Regions from separate parts of the Homo sapiens genome. Here region 2 is linked to region 1. Evidence: chromatin loops called from intact Hi-C (ENCODE). Cell type or tissue: HepG2. All regions are shown on one strand. Each heading gives the region's core, and the rest is flanking DNA. Links, peaks and the distances in the headings are about the cores only.

Region 1 (15,764 bases), core at 9,738-14,737:
GGGACGGCCAGGTCCCAACCCCACTGGCGACCCTCTGCCCAGAGCCAAGGGGAATGTGCCTCCATATTGTCCTTTTAAATTTCTTTTTTAATTTAAAACAAAATTTTTAGTATAGATAGGGTCTCAATATGTTGCCCAGGCTGGTCTCGAACTCCTGGGGCTCAAACGATCCTCCTGCCTCAGCCTCCGAAAGCACTGGGGTTACAGACGTGAGCCACCCTGCCCAGCCTGAATTGTCCTTTTGAAGAATGAGGGGCTGCGCATTTATCCACCAACCCCCACCCAGCTCACATCCCCCAGGTCAGTCCTGCAAGCAAGCTGGGCAAGCGCCCTGTAGCGCTATGGAGGGCACTAGAGGCGGCACTGACCGTGAGTGAGTTTTTTTTTGTTTTTTGTTTTTTGTTTTTTTTTGAGATGGAGTCTTGCTCTGTTGCCCAGGCTGGAGTGCAGTGGCGTGATCTCAGCTCACTGCAACCTCTGCCTCCTGGGTTCAAGTGATTCTCCTGCCTCAGCCTCCCAAGTAGCTGGGACTACAGGCACGTGCCACCACACCCAGCTAATTTTTATATTTTTAGTAGAGACGGGGTTTCACCACATTGGCCAGGATGGTCTTGATCTCTTGACCTCATGATCTGCCCGCCTTGGTCTCCAAAAGTGCTAGGATTATAGGCATGAGCCACCGTGCTCGGCCATGAGCGAGTTTTTGTTTATTTGTTTGTTTGTTTTTTGAGACGGAGCCTTGCTCTGTTGCCAGGCTGGAGTGCAGTGGTGCGATCTCAGGTCACTGCAACCTCCACCTCCCGGGTTCAAGTGATTCCCCTGCCTCAGCCTCCCAAGTAGCTGGGATTACAGTCACGGGCCACCATGCATGGCTAATTTTTGTATTTTAGTAGAGACGGGGTTTCACTATGGTGGCCAAGAAGGTGTCAATCTCCTGACCTCATGATCTGCCCGCCTCGGCCTCCCAAAGTGCTGGGATTACAGGCGTGAGCCACCGCACCCGGCCATGAGTGAGTTTTATCCGCCCCCACAGCTGCTGCTTAAACCAGATGTAGCCCGAAGGGCGCAGCCCAGGCCCCAGAGCAGCTGGGAGCCCTGGCACTGCTTGCATCTGTTCCGGCGGATGCCATGTTAAGCTTGTCTGCGGCTGATTCTTCAAGGTGGTGGCAGCCAAAGCAAGAGAGACAGCCATGGAAGTCGTAGGGGGCTGGTGACGAGCCAGTCTGCAGGCATCTCCACGGCAGGAGGCCCTCCTCCTCCTCCACCCTGGCCCGCAGTCCTGCTGGCAGAGGTTACATCTGATGCGGCGACCCAGACCCCATCCGAGGAGTGAGCCTCGGTCACCGGCTTGTCAGGTGGATGTCAGTGTCATCGCCCACTCTGTGCCCCCGGCATGGAAGCCACAGGGGTGAATCCTCTGAGCTCCAGGCATTCTCCTCCCTGGCCCTACAAGTGCTCTCTTGTGCTAACCAGGTGTGGTGACCCCCGCCTGTGCCCACAGCCCACCAGCTGGGGGGCTCCAGAGGGAGCCTGACTTCCAAGCCTCTGTCCTTGCCGGGGTTGAGGGTGGTTTCAGAGGCTCTGGCTTTGCCTTCTCCACCATGGTGGTCCTCACTCCACAGGTCAGGGAAACAGAGGATCCTGGCAGCTGCTCAGGGCCTGCAACCTGCCATGGACCTGCAGACCAGGGCGTCACCATAGGTTGGGTCCATAAACCCACTGGATGGCCACAGGCCGGGACCCCATCGGTCACTTGGCATCCCCAGGCCCCCACGCTGACTGGGGGGACCCCATCGGTCACTTGGCATCCCCAGGCCCCCACGCTGACTGGGGGGACCCCATCGGTCACTTGGCATCCCCAGGCCCCCATGCTGACTGGGGGCTGCCATGACATGTTGGGTCCCTGGGTGGCATCAGACCCGAGATCCCAAAGCCCTTCCTGTTGCGGGCGTCCTTTCTCCAGGACAGAGCTACTCTGAAGATGCAGCCACAGTGGCTCTGGGGGAGTCTTCATCACACCTGCACGCGGTCCATCACACCTGTGTGGTCCATCACACCTGCACGCAGTCCATCATGCCTGCGCGGTCCATCACGCCTGTGTGGGGTTCATCCCACCTGTGTGGGGTCCATCACACCTGTGTGTGGTGCTGCAGGGCCCTTCTCCGAGGAGACCAAGGCTCTCCTCCAACCAATGGTCATGGTTGAGTTCTGGAAATGAGAGCAGGAGTCACAGTTTCCCACTGTGCCTGCAGGTCCCAGCCTTCTCCTCCCGGTGCTTGTTTATTTCTGGTTATTCAAGTCCAGTGCCTACCTCAGTTGGTTGTTCATCGCCCACTCCAGGGACATGGTGGCCTATGAGCCACAGATCGTGAGGGTCAGGCACCCCGGCTGCCCCCATTGCTGCACCGACACCCACCTTGCCTCCAGCGGTTGGCGCAGCCACACGGCTCCCATGGCAGGACCCGGGGCAGCACTTCCTCCTGCTAACATCGTCCACGCAGCTCAGCTCTCCAGGAGCTTCTCAGCAGCTCTGCTTTGTGCTAGCACCATGCTGGCCGCTCCACTATGGCTGTGTCCTCCGGGCCCTCCTGGGACCGAGGCAGGTGGTAGTCCCTGTGGTCTCATCCAGTGGACCCACCCGCTCAGCTGGGCACTGCCCAGCACTTTGGGAGGTTGAGATGGGAGGATTTCTTGAGCTCAGGACTTCAACACCAGCCCAGGAGACATAAGGAAACCCCATCTCTGCAAAAGAAAAATAGCCAGGTGTGGTGGTGTGCACCTGTGGTCCCAGCTACTTGGGAGGCTGAGGTGGGAGGATTGCTTGAGCCCAGGAATTCAAGGCTGTAGTGAGCTGTGACTGCACCACTGCACTCAGCCTGGGCAATAGAATGAGACCTGTCTCAAAAAAAAATTAAAAATAAATAAATCAATAAATAAACATTAAACCCACCCCCAGGCCCCAGACCCTGCCTGAGTCTGTTTGGCTGCCATAGACGCGTGGCTGATCAACAGCAGGGTTGATTTCTCACTGTTTTGGAGGCCACAGGTCTGAGATGAGGGTGCCGGCGTGTTGGGGCCTGATGAGGGCCCTCTTCCGGGTGTAGACGCCAACTTCTCGTTGTGTCCTTATGTGGCAGAAAGCGGACAAAGCCTTCTCAGGCCTCTTACAGGGGCACTAATCCCACCAGGAGGCTCCACCCCCCTCACCTCATCACCTCCCAGAGGCCCCACCTCCTAATACCATCACCCCTGGGGGCAGGATTTCAACTTAGGAATTTTGGGGCAACAGAGACATTCAGCCCACGGCAGACCCCTTCCTCACACTCCTCCAAGTGAATCAAGACTAGCTCTGCCTTGCTGGGACGTGAAATCCACCATCATAAATGGGTGCTTCCATGTCCCCCCTGATCTAGCATCCTCCACACCATCCCAGCCGCGACCGCCCATTCTCACCAGAGCCCGTCAGCCAGGACCGTCGCCTGGCTGCTTGGACTGTGACGCGAGCCATCGCCTCCCTGCTTGGACCGTGCAGAGGCTCCAGCTTTCATCCTGGCTGCAGGGAGAGAAGGCAGGGCAGACCCTGAAGGGGACAAGTGTCACGAGTAATGTCCCCCAGGAGACACTGAAGTCCTAGCCCCTGGCACCTGTGAGTGGGACCTTACTTGGAAATAGGGCCTTTGAAGACGTAAGTTAGATGGAGTCCTATTAGATTAGGGTGAGCCCTAAATCCGAACACTGTGTCCCTCTAGAGGAGGAGAACACAGAGGCAGGGGGAAGAGGGCTGGGTGGGGACAGACAGAGATCGAGGTGACATGCCTACAAGCCAAGGATTGCCAGCACCAGGGTAGAGGCCTGAGACAGACCTTCCCACACAGCCGCAGAAACACCAGCACTGCCCACACCTTGGTTTTGGACTTCGGGCCTCCAGAGCCATGAGATGATACATTTCTGTTGCCTGAAGTCACCCAGTTTGTGGCCATTTGTCATGGCAGCCCCAGGAAACTGATACAACCATCATCTTGCAAGATAAGTGCCCCAGATGAGATATTTTCAGGGACTCCAGACAGAAGCCTCCTCTGCTGTCCTCTAACAAGTGAGGTGGAATTTGGGAGCACAGTATTCACAGGTGAATTCACCCACAATGACCCCAAACCAGGCCTCAGTTCTGATGCCTTCCCTGCCAGGGCCCTGTGCTTGGCATAGCCGACCTCCATGGCTGCACAGAGGTCTTCTCTGGGATCTGTCGCTCTTCTGCTCAGCTATTGGGCCTGATTTTCAGCACCGTCTGCTTTCTCGCTATAGGAGAAGAGGGTTTCTTTCAATGCCACCGTAGAGAACTTTCTGGCTTCTGCAGCATTCCCCGAAGCCATAGTTGCTTCCAGACGCAGCCCTGGTGAGGGCTCTGCAGGCTGGCTTTCAGCTCCCCACCTTCCACCTCGTTGTCACTGTCCTGGTGAGAGACTCAATGCCACAACCCCACCCTGGAATTGGCCACCTCCAGGACCAACCGTCTTAGCTTGGGTGATCCCCAAAGGAGAGCCTGATATGAGACTTCAGTGCATGTAGTTATTTAGGGAGGTGATCCCAGGAGGTAGGAGTTAGAGGTGGGGTGAGACAGGGAGGAGGAAACGCCTGTGTTATTGCAGAAGCTGCATTGGGGGTCAGCTCTACTGTCCCCAAGTCCCTGGGACCTTCTGAGGAGCCACAGGAATGCACCTCAGAGTTGTCCTTCTAAGCACAGGATGCTGGGGCGTGGAGGAGCCAATTCCCAGCCCCGTTGCCTGAGGTGTGTCCCTGGGGAGAACTCCCCACCTTTCAGGCTGCCCTGCACTTGGGCTGAGCAGTTTGCTGTGGAGTCAGAGAAAGTCCCAAGGCAGAACAGCCGCAGAGACAGGAGGACCTTTCGGATGAGACTTGCCTGGCAACGGCCCATCCCGGCTGCTCTGAAACTACAGGCAAGCAGAGGGCATATGGCCCAGGCCACCAAAAACATCTACGGCCAAGAGCCGGGGATTTCCCACAAAATAAACCTAACCATTTTGGGGGAAATGAATGCGCTTTTCTCTCTTGCCTTGCTGAGTACGGGGCTTCTCTGGTGTCAGTGACTAGGAGTGCGGGCTCTGAAGTGAGCCAGCTATGCCGACCGGATATGTAACCCTGGGCAAGGCATTTACCCCCCTGAGCCCCAACATCTTCATCCCTTAAATGGGGACGGGGACGATCCTCCCCTTACTGGGTTATTTTGAACCTCAACAGGTATCATTAGCCAGACGCAGCTAGGCCAGTGCCTGGCAGTCCTACGGCTCAGTCATTTGCTTTTATTAGTTAGTCCAAGGCAGCCGTCTGCCTGGCTTGGGCGGAGATTAGCCTTGTCAGAGAAGAAATGCAAAAAGAACACTCGTTACTATTTAGGTTTAGACACTGGAAATAGGATTTGTAGCAAGACAATAGCCTTGCAATCTGGACTATTGTGTTAAAAATTCCCTCACTGGCTGGGCGCGGTGGCTCAAGTCTGTAATCCCAACACTTTGGAAGCTGAGGCGGGGGGATCACCTGAGGTCAGGAGTTTGAGACCAGCCTGGCCAACATAATGAAACACTGTATCTACTGAAAATACAAAAATTAGCTAGGTATGGTGGCAGGCACCTGTAATCCCAGCTACTCCAGAGGCTGAGGCACGAGAATCACTTGAACCCAGGAGGTGGAGGTTGCAGTGAAACCCCACTTCCTAACCTCTCTCAGCTCCCAGTTACTACACCCCCAGGGCGATCAGAGGAGATTCGGTCATCGGCCTGCTCCTCAGCGTGCTGTGAATCAGGCTTTCTGCCCTGCAGAGAAGGATTTGACCTAAGAAATGGGGAAAACCCACCTCTCCAGGCCCGGGAGAGTTGGAAGGAGGAGGCAGGCGCAGGGTGGAGGAAGAGGACTCCTGCTGGCTCCCGACACTCAGTAACTTCACTGGCCACTGTGGCCACACGGGGTGGGTTGTCTGGTCTGCCATCTTGAGCTTCTAGAGTGGCTGGCTTGCATCCACTGAGGCTGAGGGAGACACCCTAGGAGAGAAGCTGGGGGCTCCACCGAGGCCAAGGAGCTGAATGGCAAGTTGGGGGCAAGGGGCCTGGTCGGGCACTTGCTGTCACCAGATCAAATCTTTTGTTTCTGGCCGGGCACACTGGCTCATGCCTGTAATCCCCGCACTTTGGGAGGCCGAGGCAGGTGGATCACCTGAGGTCAGGAGTTTGAGACCAGCCTGGCCAACATGGCGAAACCCTGTCTCTACTAAAAATACAAAAATTAGGCAGGTATAGTGGCATGCGCCTGTAATCCCAGCTACTCAGGAGGCTGAGGCTGGAGAATTGCTTAAAACTCTGAAATGGAGGCCAGGTGTGGTGGCTCACGCCTGTAATCCTAGCTCTTTGGGAGGCTGAGGTGGGCGGATCATGAGGTTAGGAGATCGAGACCATCCTGGCTAACACAGTGAAACTCTGTCTCTACTAAAAATAAAAAATTAGCCGGGCATGGTGGCGGCCGCCTGTAGTCCCAGCTACTCGGGAGGTTTAGGTGGGAGAATGGTGTGAACCCGGGAGGCAGAGCTTGCAGTGAGCCGAGATCACACCACTGCACTCCAGCCTGGGCGACAGAGCAAGACTCTGTCTCAAAATAGAACAAAACAAAACAAAAATCTTTTGTCTCTGACCCAGGAGTCTTGTGTCTTCTGACAGCATCTGTGAGACTGGGGCCAGCTAATTTGTCCAAGCTCAGGTCCTTCACAGCTCTAGACAGTTCCTCCACGACAATGTCAGCTGTGGGTGCAAACAGAATGCCCACATCCCAGCTGCCCAACCTCACCTAGCAAGCCTCAGGGCAGCCACTCTATAGCCAGGCACAGCGAGGGTCTGGGGCACTTTGGGATCTGAGGAGCCCCGCAAGCCTCGTCTTTGACTTCACAGGAGCCCCTTTCCCTCCACACCCAGCTGTCATCTCGTGGGGGACATAAGACAGATTAGCGACTGCCGAAGACTGAGGAGAACTTAAGCACTCATTCGAATGTTGGGTTCAGATGACTTGAGCTATTGCTTTTCCTGCTGCCTGGTACATGGGGGCTCGAGAAGGGATAAGAGATGGAGGAGAGGTAAACGGCGACACTCTCTTCCCCTCCCAGTTCCATGGCCTCTAACCATGCTCCCCACCCCAAGCGTCCCTGGGAAGGGCTGAGGACTGCCCTGCTGGGGGCCTGAACTGGATCCCGTGGGACTTGTTCTGGCCTTGGGGTTCCCCACTTTCCCAGCCGTGAAGCAGAGACTGGGCTGGCTGGAGCCGGCTCACAGCCCCAAGTGGGCCTGGGACCCAGTGGTAGCAGATACACCCTGGGTATCCAAGCGATGCTCAGGTCAGAAGATCCACAAGGACACAGCTCGGCCACGAGCAAACACAGCTCTGCCACGCTGAGACAGTGTTGCAACAAGCCGGGCGTTGGGTCTGACAGCTCGAGCCCGTGAATCGCCCCCACCCACTTGTGGTACAGTTCCCACCTCACACAGGAGGAGCCCGAGGCCCAGCAAAGTGAGGGGACGAGCTCCTGACCACAGAGTGGGAAGGGTTCCAGTCTAGCTGGCTCAGATACCCCCCTACATCCTCAGCCCTGCATTAGGGAGCTTCCCCTAGCGCCCCCCAGGCCAGTCCACGCCCTGGTCAGCAGAAGCCTCTGCACCAGGAGAGCCCCACCCCATTGCCCCTGCAGGGCACTCCTGACCTGGTGACAAGGTCCCCGGGGTCTGCTCCCTGCACAAGGGGCTGGGACACTTTCCAAAGACAGAGACGCTGGTACACGGTGCAGCTGCAAGGACTTGGGTCTGGAGCCTCCCTGCTGGGCAGGGCCCTGTCCATCCAGCTGCTGGCTTGTTGGGGCCAGTGCCACCTGGGAGGGGGCATGGCTCCTTCTGTCCTAGCAGAGCTGCTTTTGCCTGGGGAGCACTACAGTGTGTGCCTGCACGTGTGCATGCATGCTGTCTGTGCATGTGTGTGCTGTGTGTGTGCATGTGTGTGCATGCATGCTGTGTGTGCATGTGTGTGGGCGTGTGCATAAGTGTGCCTGTGTGTGGGTGTGTGCGTGTATGCTGTGTCTGCATGTGTGCATGTGTGCCATCTGCATGTGTGTGGATGTGTGCCATCTGCGTGTGTGTGTGTGTTTGTGTGTGTGTGTATGTGAGACTCTCAATCTCAAAGGCCACAGAGCCACCAGCCAAGCAGAGTTCACAGTGGACCCCATTCTGCTGCTGGCCACAGCCCCCCACCTTGGCCCTGGCAGCTGATGTGGAGGAAGGCTTCTGGTTCACAGTGGTGCTTGCATTTCCACGTCTTTCCTTGAGATAGATCCCAGAAGTGAAGCTGTGAGACCAGATGACGTGGACATCTTTGAGGCTCTGAGTGCCTTCTGTCAGCCTGCTTTCTAGAAGACGGTCCCAGGGCCGGGCACGGTGGCTCACGCCTGTAATCCCAGCACTTTGGGAGGCTGACGCGGGCAGATCACAAGATCAGGAGATCGAGACCATCCTGGCTAACATGGTGAAACCCCGTCTCTACTAAAAATACAAAAAATTAGCTGGGTGTGGTGGCGGGCGCCTGTAGTCCCAGCTACTCGGGAGGCTGAGACAGGAGAATGGCATGAACCCGGGAGGCGGAGCTTGCAGTGAGCCGAGATCGCCCCACTGCACTCCAGCCTGGGCGACAGAGCGAGACTCCATCTCAAAAAAAAAAAAAAAAAAAAAAAGAAGATGGTCCCAGACGCAGCTCCCACGGTGGGTGGCATCCGAGTCCCCTTCTCTCACATCCTTGCCAGGCCGGGAGATCCAAAGGACGAGCCCTTGGCTGTGTCTTCCCAGGGCAGTCTGGCCTTTGAGCGGTTCATAAACACCAGGCCTCAGGGCTCCAGGGGCCCTGGCACTCAGTCTTTGAATAAAAGGCAAAGACAACTGGGGAGGGCGGGGCTCACAGGGACCTTGGCTGACAGGTCCTCCAGCCTGGTGTGGACGGGAGTGGCAGGACGGGGAGGAGCTCAGGGGAGGGTTCAGAGGCCTTTCCTGGCCCCTGCTTCAGCATCTCCCCGTGATGGTTTGAGTGAACCGAGATTTTGTCTGTTTTCACGAGGCTAAAATAGCGTGTGGAGCAGTCCCATGAACAGTTCCCAGCATTGCCATGGTGACCGTGGTTCTGGTGCTGCCTCCTCAGACGCACCAGCCTCGCGCCGCGTCTGAAATAACCCCAGGGAGCCGAGGGCGGTGGAGGTGGGGGCCCACCACCCAGCAGCAACTGTTGGACCCCGCAGCGCAGGAGTGGCAGGGCCCGTCTGCAGTGCAGGAGTGGCAGGGCGTGTCCGCGGTGCTGACCGGTTGGTCTTGGGCCCTGGCGCTGTGTCCCCGCACAGGTCTCGGGAGAGGTTCTCCACTCTGAGGGCGTGTCCAGTCCAGAGAAGGGGACGCGCGGCGTGTTCCCCAGTGGTCTGGACCCTGGGGTCCCGCCCCATCCCTGCCCTGCCCAGGCCCTGCCCCCTGCTGGTGTGTGTCCCTGGACCAGGCATGGAGCGACCCCGGCCCTGGTGTCTCATCCACAGAATAGGGTCATGATTCTCACGTCCTAGGGATGGGCTGAGGGTCCCAGAGGCGATGTCGGACACAGACGGTCCTCCAGGGGAAGGCACCATTGAGCGGGGTGGGGGCCTGAAGGGAGGCTGTGCCTTCTGGTGAGACTCAGCCAGGGAAGCTGTGTGCAGAGCTCAGCCTGGCAGTGTCCAGCCCTTCCCTGCCTCCCCTGGGTGCCCTCCCAGCTGCTCTATCTTCCAGGCCAGCCTCCTCTTTCCTCCCCTGGCCTCTCCAGACCCTGGACACAGCAACCCCACCTCCTCCTCACTGTGTTGGCTCTGCTGGGAGTGGCAGTGCCCAGCCCCTCTGACAGTATGTGCGCGCGCACACACACACACTCAGAGAGCTCCACACACACACAGGTACACACAGAGCTACAGACACACAGGTACACATAGAGAGTTACACACAGGTACACACAGAGAGCTCCACACACTGGTACACACAGAACTACAGACACACACACAGGTACACACAGAGAGCTCCACACACACACAGGTACACAGAGCTACACACACACACAGGTACACACAGAACTACAAACACACACAGGTACACACAGAACTACAGACACACACACAGATACACACAGAAAGCTATACACACACACACACACACACATACACACGGCCCCCCACACATGGGTACCTGTGGAGAACTACACACATATATGCAGAGACTGCATTCGTGAGGTCCCATCTGAATATTTAATTTTTAAGTTATTATTATTATTTTTTTAGAGGCTGGGCTTCACTCTGTCGCCCAGGCTAGAGTGCAGTGGTGCCACATCTCAGCTCACTGCAGCCTCCACCTCCTGGGCTCAGGTGATCCTCTCACCTCAGCCTCCTGAGCAGCTGGGACCACAAGCACACACCACCGCACCCAGCTAATTCTTAAACTTGTTGTAGAGACGGGGTTTCACCATGTTGCCCAGGCTTGTCTCCAACTCCAGGCCTCAAGCGATGCGCCCGCCTCGGTCTTCCCAAGTGCTGGGAATGCAGGCGTGAGCCACCGCGCCCGGCCCAATCCGCAGATTTTAAGCGGGGACGACTTAAAAACAGGATTGCTGAGCTGCGACGAGGGGGGCTGCAAGGGGAAGGACACGCGGCCCCCGGGGCTGAGGGCGGCCCGGAAGGATGGACTCCGAGGCGGGGCTGAAAAGGGGGCAGCCGCGCCAAGCAGGAAGCGCCCCGGGGTGGGGCGGGAGGCCCGGAGGCCCCGGAGCCAGAGCGGGCAGGGCCGGCGCTGCGCGGTCGCCGAGGGACCCACGTGCGGGACGAGCTCCCCGGGCCCCCACGCGCCGCCAGCCCGAGCCCCGTCTCCCCGCGCGTCCCTCCTGCGCCCCCTCCTGGGCAAGCTCCGCATTGCGCGCGGCCGCCAGCAGCCCGGGACCCGCGCAGCTCCCCGAGGCCAGGACAGCCAGCAGGGAAGTGCCAGGCCTGAAACGCCGCCGGAGGAATGGTACCCAGAAGCTCGGGCGCTGGAGGGCGGCTGTGGAGTGAGGGGCACACGGGCGCGTGGAGGCAGTTAGCGACAGACACACGTGCGCCGGCACATGCACACAGAGGCGGGCACACACAGACACGTGGGCACAGAAAGGCACGCAGGCTGGGCCGGTGGCTCATGCCTGTAATCTCTGCACTTTGGGAGGCTGAGGCACCAGGATGGCTTGAGCCCAGGAGTTTTAAGGTCAGCCTGGGAAACGTAGTCCATGTCTACAAAAAAATACAAAAATTAGCTGGGCGCGGTGGTACGGGCCCGTGGTCCCAGCTACTCAAGAGGCTGAGGTGGGAGGATCACCTGAGCCCAGGAGGTCCAGGCTGCAGCGAGCCGAGATATGGCACCACTGCACTCCAGCCTGGGTGACACAGTGACACCCTGCCTAAAAAAAAAAAAAAAGCAGGAAAAAAAGACACACGCACAGACATCTATGCATGCATAGACACACATACGTCAACACAGACACACAAGCACAGACATATCTATACACACACGTGGACACACATACACAGACACATGTATGCATTCACACAATACACACAGACACAAACACATATAGACTCAGATAAGCACACAGGCACTCACACCCCACACCCTGTCTGAGGCTCCCCTGACCCTCCTCGCTGGGGCAGCCTGGCCTCTTCACACTCCCTGCACCCTTCACTCACAGAGCCCTTGCTCCCTGGGGCCACAGAGCTGCCCCACTGCACACATCATCAGTCCCGGGGCCAGCCTCTCCCCCGGGGACCTGGTCAGCCCGTCTCAGCCATTCTGCACTCCTGTGGTTCTCTGACAGTGGCCCGTCTCCAGCAGCGTCCCACCAGGAGACCCCGCCTGGCCAGCTCACTGCTGTATTCCTGGCTCAACTCCTGGCCCTCCGTCCAGTAGGCCCTCAACCAACGTCCATCAAATGAACCCATGCAGCTGACATTGTCTCTTGAGCCAGTTTTTCCAAATCCCATGATCCCTGACACAGAAAGGAAACATCTGGCCAGTCCCTCCCACGGCTGCTGTGCCCAGAGCCTGTGAGCAAACGCCTGGCCCTTCCTGTGACGGTGGTCCTCGCAGGACCCCACAGGGCAGCCTCACATCTGGCAGGAAGACCCACCCGGGCCCCTTGGGCTCTGTGAGATGCCTGCTCCTGTCGGGCACCTTTCTGGGCAGTCCCAAGCACTAAGCCAGCACAAATGCAGTTTAAGAGGCTGATGAGGGAGGCCTCCTCCTGGGGGTGTGGTGATGGGGACCCCACGGGCCACAGCCAACCCCTCCCAGACGTCCGATGAATCACACTGAGTGTAAACTGCCTCTCTTCTAAAAGGTCTCAACATCACTCGACAGTATCATCAAAGGACTCTTCCTAAGGAAAATCACAGGGTAGGCCCGGCAGCCACACAGAGCCACCTTGGCGGGGTCAGGAGCTGCGGCTCCCAGGTGCCCCAGCCCTGCTGGGAGGCCACCCTCAGCCAGACCCTGCAGCCACACTGCCCTCTGCCGGTCAGCACCCTACCCCAAGCCCCAGCGGTCACCTAGCACCTCCACCTGCGGTCCCAGGCACCGGGAGAGGGAAGGCTGCCTGCACTGGGAGAGGGAAGGCTGTCCGCTTCACGGCCGGGGTTCTTGCTGCTTAGCTGGGGTTTTGGGAAAAGGCTTCACCTTGCCCTATACCGTTCTGTGTTGCTTGAGTTTTATAAAAAGTCAGTGTGACTTTCATAACTTGTTTTTTTCATTTAAAAAATAATAGGTGTTTATGATTATGAAAGTATATGAGAACTTTATGAAAAATTTGGGAGCTACAGAAACTGCTGAGGTGGAAAAGCCTGGCCTTTAGCCACCCAGAGGCCTCTCTCGGAGCCTGCCCTGCCCACTCCAAGGGTCACCTCCACACCCCACCCGCCCCGGAGGACCCAGGGTGAGTCCTTGGAAGCTTCCAGGGCTGTGCCTTCTCGGTGTGCTGGGCTCGATGGGACATGACTCTGTCCCCACCCACTAGGGGTCTTAGGAGGCTGCCTGGCTCCAGCACTCTTGAGGGGTCCTTACCCGAGTCACTCACTCATTCCCCGTGTGCCAGGTGCCTGGAGAAGCTGTGGGGACCCGGCCTAACAGGGCCCAGCCCTCAGCCGGGATCTGGATGGGAGTCGTTGGCAGATTCCAGAGCAAACACCCTGTATCTGTCGCCGGGCGACACAGTGACACCACCGCCAGCCAGTGAGCCTATCCGTGTCTCAGGAAGCGCCCTCTGCCCTCAGGGCCCTCTCAGGGGCACAGGCTCAGGGCAGAGGACCTAGGAACCTCCCTGTGACCTGCCCTGCCTGCCCAGAGGCGGGTCCAGGGCCTCCCAGGCCTTTGTTTTGCAGATCTCATTAGCGGAGACCTCTGCCTCCTGGAGGGGAGGCCAGAGCAGGTACTGGGGGAGGTTTTGGGGACGTTTTGGGCAGCCCCTGTGCCCGCAGTCCTCTGCTAGAGCCTTTCGGAACCTGTGTCTGTCCCGACCCCCCCTCCACCGGCGGCATCAGGGCTGAACAAAGTCTGACACTGGGGTTGACCATCCACTGACGTTGCCCTCTCCCTCCCAACCCCAGAGAGAATAGAGCCCCGCCCCCCACCTTCCCTCGCTGGGACTGGGGCACTGCCACGGCCCTGGGACTGGCTTCCAGGACGGAGGCTCCCGCCTGGCAGCACAGATCTCCCCAGGGAGGCCAGTGCCGAGGGCCTGACCCAGCAGGGGCGTCCTTGGTTAGAAAGGGTCCTCCGGGGCCTTGGGTGGGGCAGGCCCAGGGAGAGATGTCCAGTGACAGGGAAGGACACAACCGAGGGTCCGTCCTGCCTGCTGTGGGCAGTGGTATCAAGGACCGGGCCTTGCTGCCTCCTTGGATCAGAACGCCAGCCAGGAAGTCCTGTGGGTGCCCAGTGGCCCCTTCCAGGCACCGCCCCACTAAGGTGAAACCCTGCTCTTTCCTGCCCATCAGGAAGCGCCCAGGCCATGTTGCCAGGCCAGACTCCAGACAAGGCCACAGCCCTGGCCATGGGGCCTGGAGTGGGGGAGCTGGGCCGACGGGTGCCTGAATCCAGGGCTGCTGCAGGTGCAGGTTCCCACTCATCACTGTACCCTGCCAGGCTGCCCCCTCACCCTCTACTCTCTGCCCCCCTTCATGCCCAGCTGATGGGCATGGGGCTTTGTGCCTGTGCGAGGGATAGAGGGGGTTGCCCCATGGAGATGGGGGTGAGGAGTAGATTGCTGAAATGGGCATTAGGTATGCTAGAGACTTCAAGGAAGTGTGGGTGCCAGTCCAGCAGATCTCTGCAGGCAGGTGCTCCTGGAAGAGGGAGTGGCTGTGCAAAGAGGGAGTGGCCGTGCAAAGACGGAGGCCGGGGCAGCAAAGAGGCCTCGAGGCCGGGGCAGAGGAGCTGGCCTTCCCTCCAGGAGTGATGGGAACCACTGGGGGGACTTCGATGACCCAGAAAGATGGAGTGGGGGAAGACGTCAGCTGAGAGGCTCATTAGGAGGATGCCTGGGGCTGGGTGAGTGTTGGTTGGGAGCTCAGGGGGCCCATCTGAGCTGGGGATGCAAAGCGGGCCAAAGGCTGAGGCTGGGGCTCCACAGTTTTAAAAGCTGCAGACCAGGAGGGCGAGGGATGGGAGATTTAGGGAGCTGGAACCCGGGGCCAGGGATGTGTGAGCCTTCCCAGGAGGGGTCTGATACCAAAGGCCAAGTTAAGAAAATGTCTGAGGCCGGGCACAGTGGCTCACGCCTGTAATCCCAGCACTTTGGGAAGCCAAGGCAGGTGGATCACCTGAGGTCAGGAGTTCGAGACCAGCCTGGCCAATATGGAAAAACCCCGTCTCTACTAAAAATACAAAAATCAGCTGGGCATGGTGGTGGACACCTGTAATCCCAGCTACTTGGGAGACTGAGGCAGGAGAATGGTTTGAACCCAGGAGGCAGAAGTTGCAGTGAGCCGACATCATGCCATTGCACTCAGCCTGGGCAGCAAGAGCGAAACTCCATCTCAAAAAAAAGAAAAAGAAAGAAAAAAAGAGAAAACGTCTGAGAACCGACGGCTTGTATTTAAAACGTGTGAGTGGGTGGTGGCAGGAGAGGTAGACAGGGAGCAGGGCCGGCTTGGCGGAAGCTTTGCTGTAGAGAGGGGCAGAGATGGCTCGGTGGGTGGAGGGAGGGGCAAACGGTGTTTAAGAAGAAAAAACGACAGCTTCTGCGTAGGAGAGGGGCCTCCTGTCCATCTCCAGGGAGAACATGGGTTCTGTGGCCACAGGTCTCCCCAGGGCCTGGCATCAAGGAGGCGCCAGGCACGACCTGCGGGATGAAAGCACGTGGCTGAAGTCCTGGTGGCTGTGTCTGGGTGAGGGGTGTGAGGGCGTGGCCTGAGCAGGTCCACTCTCAGGGGAGAGGGGCCGAGGCCAGGAACTGGGTCTGGGTGTCCACCTGGTGCCTGGGTGAGGTCCTGCAGGCAGCAGGTCTGGGCTTCAGTGGATGCAGCCAGTAAGGGATGGGCTGATCAGGGAAAACCGTATTTTCAGGGGAGGAGCCCAGGAGGCAGGGAGCTGGGCGGCGGTGGAGGGGCCTGGAGGGCGATTGTCCAGATCAAGCCCCTCGAGTAAGGCCCGAGA
Region 2 (13,003 bases), core at 4,325-9,324, 110 kb before region 1:
GGTCACCCGAAGGCCCTGCCAGGCCCAGAGCTTTCTGCTCTGCAGGAAAGGTAGAGTGCTGGGTGGGAGTGGCCGACACCTTGTCCTCCCAGTCGGCCTGCGAGGTCCACAGGTGCAAGGGACTACACAGCCTTCCCCAGTCTCAACCTGGGAGCCCTGGATGGGTTCCGGCCAGGCCAGCAGCCTGGGGAGCTCCTGCCTCTCGGGGTCAGGCTGGACCAAGGGCACTGTGACCCCCCCCGATGGGGGTGGCCTTGGGCCCCCATGCACATTGGCCATGGATCCTTCCTCGGCCCTGCTCGGGTCTGAGGGTCAGGTTCACTCCCGCCCCTGTTCTCCGGGTTGAAACCCTGTGGTTAAGGGTGGGCAGAGCCAGACACCCCAGGGGTAAATGCAGGTGGCGTGGAGCTCCTGCTTCCCAGCCTGCATGTGGGGCCCACACCCACCTTTCCTGGCCACACGGTCCCCACTGAGGGCGAGATGGTGATAGGCGAGTCTGGGGGCAGCAGGAACTCGAAAGACGTGGGCCCCATGGGAGAGGCGTCCTCTGAGCCAATGCGGGGCTTGGAGTGGGTCGGTGAGCTCATGCTCAGGTGAGAGTTGATGACGTACACTGTAGCCACGGAGGTGTCGTATAGGGCCGTGGCGGCAAACTTGATCTGGTAGTGGGACAGCTCCAGGGGTGGGTGGACGCCTACAGCCCGGCAAGACAGCTTGAAGCACCTGCAAGCAGCAGCATGGGAGGCCCTCAGCCGTGCAGGGCGTCCGTGTCCCTCTGCGGCAGGCGCGGGGGCCACTGGGTGGAGGACAAGCCCCGGGGGGGGCTCACAGGGACATGCACGTTCCTGCTGCCCAGGGGGTCACTGCGCCGCTGACAAGTTTCGAAAATACAGCGTATCCTTGTGCACATTTGAGGTGGGTGGCTAAAAATTTTAAACCGTATTTATTCATTTATAAATAGAGATGGAGTCTCGCTCTGTTGCCCTAGGCTGGAGTGCAGTGGCACTACGACAGCTCACTGTAGCCTCGAACTCCTGGTTCAAGAGGTCCTCCTGCCTCAGCCTCCCGAGTAGCTGGGACTACAGATGAGTGCCACTGTGTCCTGGGTAGCTAAAAATTTAATCACAAGTTTAGATAGTTGCAAAGGAAGTTGCAAAGGAAATTTCTAGCTTATTTTGTTAAATATTTATTGACGTTTTAAAAACGGATCTTTTTCTCTAAATGGAAGCACAGGTGTCTACGAGGCCTATTATGAGCAAGTTGATTCCTGCCACCATCTATTAAAAAGAGGCCGGGACCTGGTTATTTTAACCATTGGAAACTTCACATTTCATATTTTCCTCAAATGCCTATTTCCACTGTATTTTCCCCATTGATTTTTGTCCTAATTGTATATATTTTATGCTGTAAAGGACAATACTCCTATCACATTTGTCGGTAACAGAAAGTGTTCATTCATATGTTGTAATATTCAAATGCGTATTTTTATGTCCTGTGACCACAGGCTCTAAATGCTTTAAAAAATTCTTTAAAAAGGCTGGCATGGTGGCTCACACCTGTAATCCCAGCACTTTGGGAGGCCGAGGAGGGCGGATCACGAGGTCAGGAGATCGAGACCATCCCGGCTAACACGGTGAAACCCCGTCTCTACTAAAAATACAAAAAAATTAGCCAGGCATGGTGGTGGGCACCTGTAGTCCCAGCTACTTTGGAGGCTGAGGCAGGAGAATGGCGTGAATCCTGGAGACGGAGCTTGCAGTGAGCTGAGATCGCACCACTGCACTCTAGCCTGGGTGACAGAGCAAGACCCCATCTCAATAAAAAAAAAAAAAAAAAAAAAAGTTCGGGCACAGTGGCTCACGCCTGTAATCCCAACACTTTAGGAGTCCGAGGCGGGCGGATCACAAGGTCAGGAGATCGAGACCATCCTGGCTAACACGGCGAAACCCCGTCGCTACTAAAAATACAAAAAAATTAGCTGGGTGTGCTGGCGGGCGCCTGTAGTCCCAGCTATTTGGGAGGCTGAGGCAGAAGAATGGCGTGAACCCAGGAGGCGGAGCTTGCAGCGAGCCGAGATTGTGCCACTGCACTCCAGCCTGGGTGACAGAGCAAAGACTCTGTCTCTGTCTCAAAAAAAAAAAAAAAAAAAAAAATTCTTAAAAAAATTGGCTGGGCGCGGTGACTCACGCCTATAATCCCAGCACTTTGGGAGACCGAGGCGGGTGGATTACCTGAGGTCAGGAGTTCAAGACCAGCCTGGCCAACACGGTGAAACCCAATCTCTACTGAAAAAAATGCAAAAGTTAGCTGGGCGTGGTGGCCGGTGCCTGTAATCCCAGCTACTCGGGAGGCTGAGGCAGGAGAATTGCTTGAACCTAGGAGGTAGAGGTTGCGGTGAGCTGAGATCGCCCCACTGCACTCCAGTCTGGGTGACAGAGTGAGACTCTCGCCTCAAAAAAAAAAAAACAAAAAACAAAAAACAAAAAACTTAGAAAAATGTAGGCCGGGCGCGGTGGCTCACGCCTGTAATCCCAGCACTTTGGGAGGCTGAGGCGGGCAGATCACGAGGTCAGGAGATCGAGACCATCCTGGCTAACATGGTGAAACCCCGTCTCTACTAAAAATACACAAAAATTAGCCAGGCGTGGTGGTGGGCACCTGTAGTCCCAGCTATTTGGGAGGCTGAGGCAGGAGAATGGCGTGAACCCAGGAGGCGGAGCTTGCAGTGAGCCGAGATCGCGCCACCGCACTCCAGCCTGGGTGATAGAGCGAGACTCTGTCTCAAAAAAAAAAAAAAAGAAAAGAAAAATGTAGTGATGGGGTGTTGCCCAGGCTGGTCTCAAATTCCTGGACTCAAGTGATCCTCCTGTTTCAGCTTCCCAAAGTGCTGGGATTACAGCCGTGGCGCCCAGCACTCACTAAAATTATTTTTGAGTGGAGATATTATTGATTATTATTAGTAGTCAATTTTTTTCTTTCTTTTTTTCTTTTTTTTTTTGAGACAGAATCTCGCTCTGTTGCCCAGGCTGGAGAGCAGTGGCATGATCTCGGCTCACTGCAACCTCCGCCTCCCGGGTTCAATGATTCTCCTGCCTCAGTCTCCCAAGTAGCTGGGACTACAGGCACCCACCACCACACCTGGCTAATTTTTTGTATTTTTAGTAGCGATGGTGTTTCACTGTGTTAGCCAGGATGGTCTCGATCTCCTGACCTCGTGATCTGCCCGCCTCGGCCTCCTCAAGTGTTGGGATTACAGGTGTGAGACACTGTGCCCGACCTTTTTTTTTTTTGAGATGGGGTCTTGCTCTGTCACCCAGGCTGGAGTGCAGTGGTGCGATCTCGGCTCACTGCAAGCTCCATCTCCAGGGTTCACGCCATTCTCCTGCCTCAGCCTCCCGAGTAGCTGGGACTATAGGCGCCCGCCACCATGCCCGGCTAATTTTTTTGTATTTTTAGTAGAGACGGGGTTTCAACGTGTTAGGCAGGATGGTCTTGATCTCCTGACCTCGTGATCTGCGCACCTCGGCCTCCCAAAGTGCTGGGATTACATGCGGGAGCCACCGTGCCTGACCTTTTTTTTTTTTTTTTTGAAATGGAGTCTCGCTCTGTCGCCCAGGCTTAGTGCAGTGGTGCAATCTCGGCTCACTGCAAGCTCTGCCTCCTGGGTTCAAGCGACTCTCCTGCTTCAGGAGAGTAGCTGGGATTACAGGTGTGCAGCACCTTACCTGGCTAATTTTTGCATTTTTAGTAGAGACAGGGTTTCACCATGTTGGCCAGGCTGGTCTCAAACTCCTGACCTCAGGTGATCCGCCCGCCTCGGCCTCCCAAAGTGCTGGGATTACAGGCGTGAGCCACCGCACCCGGCCCAACTATTCAGGTATTTCTATATTTTTCCTGTGTCCATTGTGTATTTTGAGGAATTTGTCCATTTCCTCAAAATTGTCAGGTTCCCTGGTGTAAAGATGTTCATCATGTTCTCTTCTTATCGCTTTGATATTTGTTAGGGTCTGTGGTGATGTTCCCTTTCGCTCCTGATATTGATGGTTTGTGTTTTCTCTTTTTATCCTCATTGGTCTTGCTGGGGGTAATGAATTTTATTAAATTGTACAAGAAAGACTTTTAGTTTGTTGTTTTTCTCTGTTGAATATTGCATTTCTATTTCGTTGACTTCCACTTTTACCTTTTTTATGTCTTTCTTCTACTCTCTTTGGGTTTAATTTACTGTGTTCTTTTCCTAATTCTTGAAAAGGAAGCTTAGATGGTTGATTTTCACACCCTCTTTTCTAATATCTGCGTTTAGAACTAGAAGCTTCCCACGAGGTGCTGCTCTGACAGCCCGCAGGCCTCAAACCTGATGGGTCCAACATGGAGCCTTTGGTGGTGCCCATGAGGATCAGTCACAAAAATACCCAGGCTGAGGGGAGACAAGCAAAATCCAGACCAGCAGCAGGGGTCTGAGGCCACCGGCATGAGGTCCCGGTCTGCATGGGGCTCTCCAAGTTTCAGCACTCAAAGTCCTGCGGCCTGAGAAGCCCCTCAGTACTGGGTACAGCAGCATGGTGGTCACCCTACATCTGTGCAAGTGTAGAAGTGTGTGTATGTGTGAGTGTTAGGGTATAGGTACACACGTGTGTACGTGTGTTAGGCTGTAGGTACACAGGTGTATACGTGGGTGTTAGGTTGTAGGTACACAGGTGTACACGTGGGTGTTAGGTTGTAGGTACACAGGTGTATACGTGGGTGTTAGGTTGTAGGTACACACATGTGTACGTGTGTGTTAGGTTGTAGGTACACACGTGTGTACATGTGTGTTGTAGGTACACATGTGTGTATTAGGTTGTAGGTACACAGGTGTGTATGTGTGTTAGGTTGTAGGTACACAGGTGTATACGTGGGTGTTAGGTTGTAGGTACACAGGTGTATACGTGGGTGTTAGGTTGTAGGTACACACGTGTGTACGTGGGTGTTAGGTTATAGGTACACGTGTGTATGTGTGTGTGTTAGGTTGTAGGTACACACGTGTGTACGTGGGTGTTAGGCTGTAGGTACACACGTGTGTACGTGGGTGTTAGGCTGTAGGTACACAGGTGTGTACGTGGGTGTTAGGCTGTAGGTACACACGTGTGTACGTGGGTGTTAGGTTGTAGGTACACACGTGTGTACGTGGGTGTTAGGTTGTAGGTACACACGTGTGTATGTGGGTGTTACGTTGTAGGTACGTGTGTACGTGGGTGTTAGGTTGTAGGTACACACGTGTGTGCGTGGGTGTTAGGTTGTAGGTACACACGTGTGTACGTGGGTGTTAGGTTGTAGGTACACAGGTGTGTACGTGGGTGTTAGGTTGTAGGTACACGTGTGTACGTGGGTGTTAGGTTGTAGGTACACACGTGTGTATGTGTGTTGCTGTGGGTACACACGTGTGTACGTGGGTGTTAGGCTGTGGGTACACACGTGTGTACGTGGGTGTTAGGTTGTGGGTACACAGGTGTGTACGTGGGTGTTAGGTTGTAGGTACACACGTGTGTACGTGGGTGTTAGGTTGTAGGTACACACGTGTGTACGTGGGTGTTAGGTTGTGGGTACACACGTGTACGTGGGTGTTGTAGGTACACACGTGTGTACGTGGGTGTTAGGCTGTAAGTACACACGTGTGTATGTGGGTGTTAGGTTGTAGGTACACAGGTGTATACGTGGGTGTTAGGTTGTAGGTACACAGGTGTGTACGTGGGTGTTAGGTTGTAGGTACACACGTGTGTATGTGGGTGTTAGGTTATAGGTACACACGTCTGTATGTGTGGGTGTTAGGTTGTAGGTACACACGTGTGTACGTGGGTGTTAGGTTGTAGGTACACAGGTGTGTGCGCGCTAGGTTGTAGGTACACATGTGTGCACGTGGGTTAGGTTGTAGGTACACACGTGTGTACCTGTTAGGTTGTAGGTATACACGTGTGTACGTGTGTGTGTTAGGTTATAGGTACACAGGTATGTAATGAAAGTGTGACCCCTGGCATTCCTGACAGTGACGGGCTCTGGGGAGGGAGGGAGAACAAAGCCAGCTCCGACTTGAGGGAGAATGTTTGTTTCTGTAACAACAAAGAGAAATCAGAGGCAAGTAGGATAAAAGTCTAAGATCTGTATTTTGGGTGGAGGGTACATGATGTTGGCTGAGTTTGTGGGTTATCTGAAAATGGAAGGGAAGAAGAGAGCAGAGGACGCAGAGCTAAGAAAGTTGGGACCTTTTTTTTTTCAGCACTACACACACACACACACACACGAACTGCAGGGGGCTCTGGAGCCATGGAGTTAGAAAAGCTCTCTGAGAGGTCAGGTGTAGTGGCTCATGCCTGTAATCCCAGCACTTTGGGAGGCTGAGGCGGGCAGATCACCTGAGGTCAGGAGTTTGAAACCAGCCTGACCAACGTGGAGAAACCCTGTCACTACTAAAAATACAAAATTATCTGGGCGTGGTGGCGTATGCCTGTAATCCCAGCTACTCAGGAGGCTGAGGCAGGAGAATCGCTTGAACCTGGGAGGCAGAGGTTGTGGTGAGCCGAGATTGCGCCATTGCACTCCAGCCTGGGCAACAAGAGCGATGCTCCGTCTCAAAAAAAAAAAAAAGAAAAAAAGAAAAGAAAAGCTCTCTGATCTGCGGCCGGGTGCGGTGGCTCACATCTGTAATCCCAGCACTTTGGGAGGCTGAGGCGGGTGGACCACAAGGTCAAGAGATCGAGACCATCCTGTCTAACATGGTGAAACCCTGTCTCTACTAAAAATACAAAAATTAGCTGGGCGTGGTGGTGCACACCTATAGTCCCAGCTACTCGGGAGGCTGAGGCAGGAGAATTGCTTGAACCCGGGAAGCGAAGGTTGCAGTGAGCCGAGATCATGCCACTGCACTCCAGCCTGGCGAGAGAGCGAGAGTCCATCTCAAGAAAAATAACAAAAAAAGAAAAAAAAGAAAAAAGAAAAGCTCTCTGAACTGGGCTCCCTTCTGAGAGTGAGGAGGAGAGCCGCGCACAGTGGCTCACGCCTGTCATCCCAGCACGTTGGGAGGCTGAAGCGGGAGGATCGCTTGAGGCTATGAATTCAAGACCAGCTTGGGCAACATAGTGAGACCCCATCTCTACAAAAAATATAAAAGTTAGCCAGGCATGGTGGCGTGTTCCTGTAGTCCTAGCCACACTCAGGAGGCTGAGGTGGGAGGATTGCTTGAACCCGGGAGGTGGAGGCTGCAGTGAGCCGTGATTGCACCCCTTGCATTCAAGCCTGGGTGACAGAGCAAGACCCTGTCTCAAAAAAAAAAAAAAAATTAAAATGTAAAAGTTCAGAAACAAATAATTGCACTTGAAAATGAGCAGTAGAAAATGGTCGAATCACAGGTGACATTGTTATGAGACGAGAGAGAATGAGGAGTGGAATTTGTGTAAACGGCGAAGCAAACTGGGAAGCGTGTTAGGAAGGAATCAAAGGCAGCAGCCTAAGGACTCCACGTGTGCCTCAGAGAGTTCAGAAAGTGATACAGGGTTGGAAACTGCAACATGGCCGTGATTACGGATGGAACGTGCAAAGCACTGGGCACCAAAGGCGGCTGAGGGAGAGGCGACGGGGCGTTAGCGCCCTGGGGAAGGAGCCAGCGTGGCTTTTGAAGTGGTCTGGCTGTCTGACTAGCCCAGAGGTGCTGCTGCCCATGAACCCACAACACAGAACAGAGGAACATGTGAACTGACACCACGGGACAGCATCGCACCTGTGGCAATTCCACAGGACAAACGCACCTGGCGTCTTCAATAAATACATTTCAAGGACCACAGAGATGGAGGGAGGCCCCAGTGGCCCAGGTCAGTAGGACCCAAATGTGGGCGATTGTTTGATGAAGGCACAGAGGAATTCAGGGCAGAATGGAATCTTCTCAACAACGAGGCTGGAATAATTGGAAGCCTCTGCAAAAAAATGAACCTCAACTCGGCTCACATCGGAAACAAAAGCGACCAAAACGGACCACAGACCCGGCTGTGACTGCCCCCCAGTGTCTTGGCCTCTGCCCCAGAACACATCCCTGGAGACTGACGGTCCCAGCAGCAACAAGAACCCACGCAGGACCACCAGCCACCGCCTGGGGTCCAGTTTCATCTCTCCCTCTCCACCACTTCCTTATCCCGCCCTCAGGCTCAGGGAGGTGCAGAGACTGGCTGGTCGCACAAGACCTCAGAGCACGCAGGGATTTACAACACCAGGTCCACCTCTGGACACAGGTCCACCCACCTGTGTCCAGAGGGGTGCCCTGCACAGCATGCGTGTATACACACATGCACACACACAGTCTCACATAAACGCACTCATACACATGTACACACATGCACTCACGCATGGTCGCACACTCAAGCACTCACACATACAAGCACTCACATTCAGTCACATGCTCACACATACATGCACTCACACTCAACCTTACACACCCAACACACACGCACTCACACTCAACCTTACACACCCACATACATGCACTCACATTCAGTCACATGCTCACACATACATGCACTCACACTCAACCTTACACACCCACATACAAGCACTCACATTCAGTCACATGCTCACACATACATGCACTCACAGTCACATGCTCACACATACAAGCACTCACACTCAACCTTACACACCCACATACATGCACTCACACTCAACCTTACACACCCACATACATGCACTCACACACAAGGCACTCACACACACACGCTCACTCACATGCAAGCTCACACACCCACCTACGTGTACTCACATAGGCACTCACCCCCATACACTCACATACCTGCACTCACACTCCTGCAGGCTCACACACACACTCCCACAGGCTCACACACACACAGGCTCACACTGACAAACGCACTCACACACCCCCATATGCACTCACACCTGCTCCTACAGTGATACGTCTGCGCACACACGTTCACACACACACACAGGCACACTCGCCTGTCCTCACACACATGCTCATATACATACACACCCACGACACACACAAACACACACGTCTGAGTGGGCCCAGAACTCAAGGCTGCCTGGGTCCCAGGCCTCTCTGCACCCAGGTTTGAGGTTCCTGCTGGCCGGCAGTGCTGCCCAGCCCAGCCCTGTGGTCAGCCAGGCAGATGGGGTCAGGGGCGGGGATGTGGTGGAGCTGGGAAGGGGGGCCCCTCCTGAGCGGGCACTCCAGGCCCCCTGCGTCCCCTCTCCCTGGCAGGCTCACCGGTTGATCTCAGACTTGCAGGTCAGTTGGAATCTGTGTTCCTCGGCCTTGGTGGGCTGGAAGATCACACAGAACTGCAGCGTTTCCAGGGGCAGGATCGTCCCAAACCCATCGTTGGGTTGGACGTCCACAAACTGGAAATAGAAGAGTGCTCTGAGGGCATGTCACGGGGAGACCATGTGGACACACGTGCGGCAGGGCCGTGAGTGTGAGAGTAAGAGATGAGTGTGATCGTGTGTGAGCGAATGTGAGGGTGAGAGTGTCGCTGTCAACGAGTGTGTGTCAGCAAGTGTGTGAGTGTGAGCACATGTGTATGAGTGCATGAGCAATTGTGAGCATGTGCATGTGTGTGCACGCATATGTGTGTGTGTGCTGGGGGGAGAGAGAGGGAGGATGGCGGTGTTGGCGGCGGGGCAGCCCAGGGAAAGGTGAGGGGTGCCCAGGCTTGGGCCTCGTCCCAGCTACCTTGTGTGGCCCCAGCAGGGGAAAGTTTCAGAAGAAAGAGCGGGGAGAGGGATCTGGAGCGCAGGAGGTGCACAGGACCGAGGCAGAAGTTGGGCTGCACGCCCAGGGCTGGTGTGCAGGGTGGGGAGGCCCAGGTGTGGAGGGGTGCAGCTGAGAGGCGGAAGTTGGGCCACATGCCCACGCGTGGGGGACCCTGGAGCAGTGGCCGCTGCATCCTGTCCCCAGGACTTCCCAGCCTCACCCCTCTTACCCCAGGCCTGGCTGCAGGAGGTACCTTGGGAAGCCTGACGAACCCGAACTCCTGGGGCAGGAGCGAGTGGTTGTGGAGGCTGATTTCCGTCCTGATGGCCTCATAGATGGTGCAGTAGCCAAAATCCACCTCCGAGGGACTGAGCTCCAGGTCCGAGGTGGTGACAATGGCATGCACGGTGAATCCCACTGGCTTGTTCTGAGACATAAAGGGCACAGGCGCCCTCGCAGCCACTCGGAGACTTACCAAGTGCTCCCCAAACTCTGAGGCGCAACCACTGCTGCTGCCTTGTGGCCATGGCCCACTGTTTCCAGGACACGACGAGGCCGTCTCTTCATAAAACCCACTTCCCTGTGACTGCTCCCTGACATGGCGGGAGGAGCTGCGGGTGGGTGGCAGCTGAGAGCCTGCTGCAGGTGGAGTGGGGTGCATGTGTCTCTGTGTGCGGCACACATGGGCGCATAGACGTGTGCAGCTGAGTGTGTGGGGCACCCCTCATGTGTGCACATGCAGGTGCAGGTGCCTGGGACACAGCCCTGCTGGCCTGGATGGGCCTCGGAGGCCTCTCTCTGGCCCATGAGCACCCTCCCAGCAGGCAAGCCCCTCTGGCCGCTAGACGCCTCCTGGAAGGCAAGTGAGGATGAGCCCTTTTGGGGGCCCTCGCCCGGGTGCTGGGCCTGGCCTCCCAGGAAAGCCCCTGCTACCCAGGAGCGCCCAGCATCCCTGGGAAGTGCCCCAACACAGACCTGGTCGGCAACCCATATGGTCATCGGGGCCTCCAGGACTCGGGTCTCCTTGTCAAAATACCTCCCTGCGTCCTCCGGGAGGGAGTGTCTGAAAGAGGCAGACAAGGCGAATGTGCTTTCCTCTTTCCATTTTGTGAAATGACAATAAGACCCACTGTCACTGGTGCTTCTACATCCCGTGAGAGCTACGGCGTCTCTGGAACATCAGCGCTGGGAGACGCATCGCGCCGCCCTCCTGCTCTCGCACAGAACCCACGAGCACGTGGCCCCTGTGGCCCCGTGAGGGCTCTGGCGTGTCTAAGTAGCCAGTCACTCCCGGGAGCAACACAAGTGACTGTGGCTCAAAAGCTGTGTTTAAATAAACAGGAATAAATTCAATAGCCATGTTTCAAATTAATATGGAGTTTGCATCGTAAAGGAATCCTAAAAAGCCCTTTAAAAATGCATTTTCACTTTAATCAGAGCTTGATCTCTGATTACATAAGTTAACGTTGTTAAAGAACTATCAGGAAAAGGGCCGGGCACGGTGGCTCACGCCTGTAATCCCAGCACTTTGGGAGGCTGAGGCGCGCGGATCACGAGGTCAGGAGATGGAGACCATCCTGCCTAACACGGTGAAACCCCATCTCTACTAAAAAATACAAAAAATTAGCCGGGCGTGGTGGCGGGCGCCTGTAGTCCCAGCTACTCGGGAGGCTGAGGCAGGAGAATGGCGTGAACCCGGGAGGCAGAGCTTGCAGTGAGCCGAGATAGTGCCACTGCACTCCAGCCTGGGCGACAGAGCGAGACTCTGTCTCAAAAAAGAAAGAAAGAAAGAAAGAAATATCAGGAGAAGTAAAATAAGAAAGAAAAACATCAGCCTCCCTGTGACAGGCGGCCGGCGGGGGCAAGTCCAGGAAGCAGCCGATTTTAAGCTCAGCTCCGCCCTGTTCCCCTCCTAGTCCCACCAGGCCCGTGCCTGCTGCGCCCACCTCCCCCACCAAGCTCCACTGAGCATCATTTGTCTGGACCTTGGTCCCGGCCCGGATGCTGAGGGCAGCTCTGGGGGGCTGGGATCGGACACAGGACGTCCAGTCTCCAAAGCACAACAAATGTTCAAGCGCAGAAATCAAAGTTCACCTGGCAAAAGCAGAGACCAGGGGATGCAGCCAGCAGGCCTGGGAAGAGCCTTGGATTAGACGAGGGACAGCTGGGTGACAGGGACACCCTCAAGACACAGGTAAAGGAGCAAATGTCAGGTGTGCACTGAGCTTGAAACAGAACCCCAGGGAGTTACTGGGAAAGGGATGAAGACAGGGAAGACAGCGGGGGAGTGCACGGACCGCAGGGTACCCGTAGCAAGCCAGAGCCTTATCCTGGGCCACCTTATCCCGGCAGGTAGCAGACCCTCAGTGGCCATGAGAGCCACCGGCCATGCATGGGAGACACGCAGCCTCCCAGTCTTTTCAACAACGAGGCTGGAATAATTGGAAACCTCTGTACAAAAAAATGAACTTCAACTCGGCTCACATCTTAAACAAAAGCAACCAAAACGGACCACAGACCCAGCTGTGACTGCCCCCCAGCGTCATGGCCTCTGCCCCAGAACACATCCCTGGAGGCTGATGATCCCGGCAGCAATGAGAACAGAGGAGTGGCCAGTGGCGAGGAGCGCCTCGGAGCCCACAACCTCCCACGTCCTCCTGTCCCGGCCTTGGCGTCCTGGCACCTACCGCGGCAGGAACTTGAGCTGCACGGAGTAGGACGACTGTGCCTGGATATAGCCTGTCTTGGGCAGGAGCTCCAGGTGGGCCCTCAGCTCCTTGCACACCTCGAACTTCAGGCGCAGGGCAGCTTTCGACCTGTGGGCGTGTCGCAGGGCACTGGGTCAGGTGCCACAGTCGTGATTCTGTGTGCGCTCAATGCCTGGAGTTATTAAAACATTTCTGGCACCCAAGCCCCCGAGAGGTGCTCAGAGCCCACCCACTCCAAGCCATGCACGTGCACCTCGACAATCGGAGTCCTCAAAGCCCTGCTTTGTAAGGGCTGTTTTTTCTGAAATGAAATCTGATGAAGAATTCTTAAAAATAACCACATCGAAACGGAAGCACGGTCCTAATGGGCTCTCGGGAACCAGATGCTTTCCGGGAAGAGCACCTGCCAGGCAGCCCCTGGGTGCGGGGCCCTGGAGGGGACATGAGGGGTGGAACCCCTCCCTCCAGGGCTCTGCCCGCCTCCTGCCCAGGGCATCCCCACATCCTGCAGCTCAAGCACAGGGCACGTGGGGGGCCTGGGACGGCCACAGGCCTCGGTTATGACAGC

The links. Hi-C counts contacts between places; a loop is a spot of excess contacts. Peaks named below come from ENCODE experiments on the same cell type or tissue, not always from the same donor. Only the 100,000 strongest peaks of a DNase experiment are listed, where the experiment ranks them.
Region 2: it touches region 1 in a loop (15-fold over the local background); 83 of 110 quality-filtered maps call a loop at or near these places.

What each region holds. Positions count from the first base shown.
Region 1 is chr1:2,034,019-2,049,782 of GRCh38, forward strand. LOC105378590 (a long non-coding RNA gene) reads right to left here and starts at 13,429. Exons shown (of 4, transcript XR_007065357.1): 1 at 13,176-13,429; 2 at 3,454-3,553; 3 at 2,417-3,125; 4 at 1,748-2,208. PRKCZ-DT (PRKCZ divergent transcript) reads right to left here. Exons shown (of 3, transcript NR_135509.1): 2 at 15,580-15,648; 3 at 15,183-15,450. It also overlaps a transcript of PRKCZ not described here. RefSeq lists enhancers at 9,163-9,792, 12,528-13,281, 13,282-14,035 and silencers at 10,862-10,911, 10,972-11,051. In HepG2, for the core only: CTCF peaks have their summits at 10,991 (motif pointing left) and 12,631 (motif pointing left); DNase peaks (open chromatin) are centred at 10,993, 12,653 and 13,383; H3K4me3 peaks cover 1,389 bases; H3K27me3 peaks cover 1,365 bases.
Region 2 is chr1:1,929,614-1,942,616 of GRCh38, forward strand. CFAP74 (cilia and flagella associated protein 74) reads right to left here. Exons shown (of 39, transcript NM_001304360.2): 22 at 12,415-12,543; 23 at 10,703-10,790; 24 at 9,981-10,154; 25 at 9,242-9,375; 26 at 447-723. Among named protein-coding and RNA genes, the nearest start is that of TMEM52, 17 kb to the left of the region's middle. RefSeq lists a silencer at 10,040-10,276. In HepG2, for the core only: a CTCF peak has its summit at 6,276 (motif pointing right); a DNase peak (open chromatin) is centred at 6,287.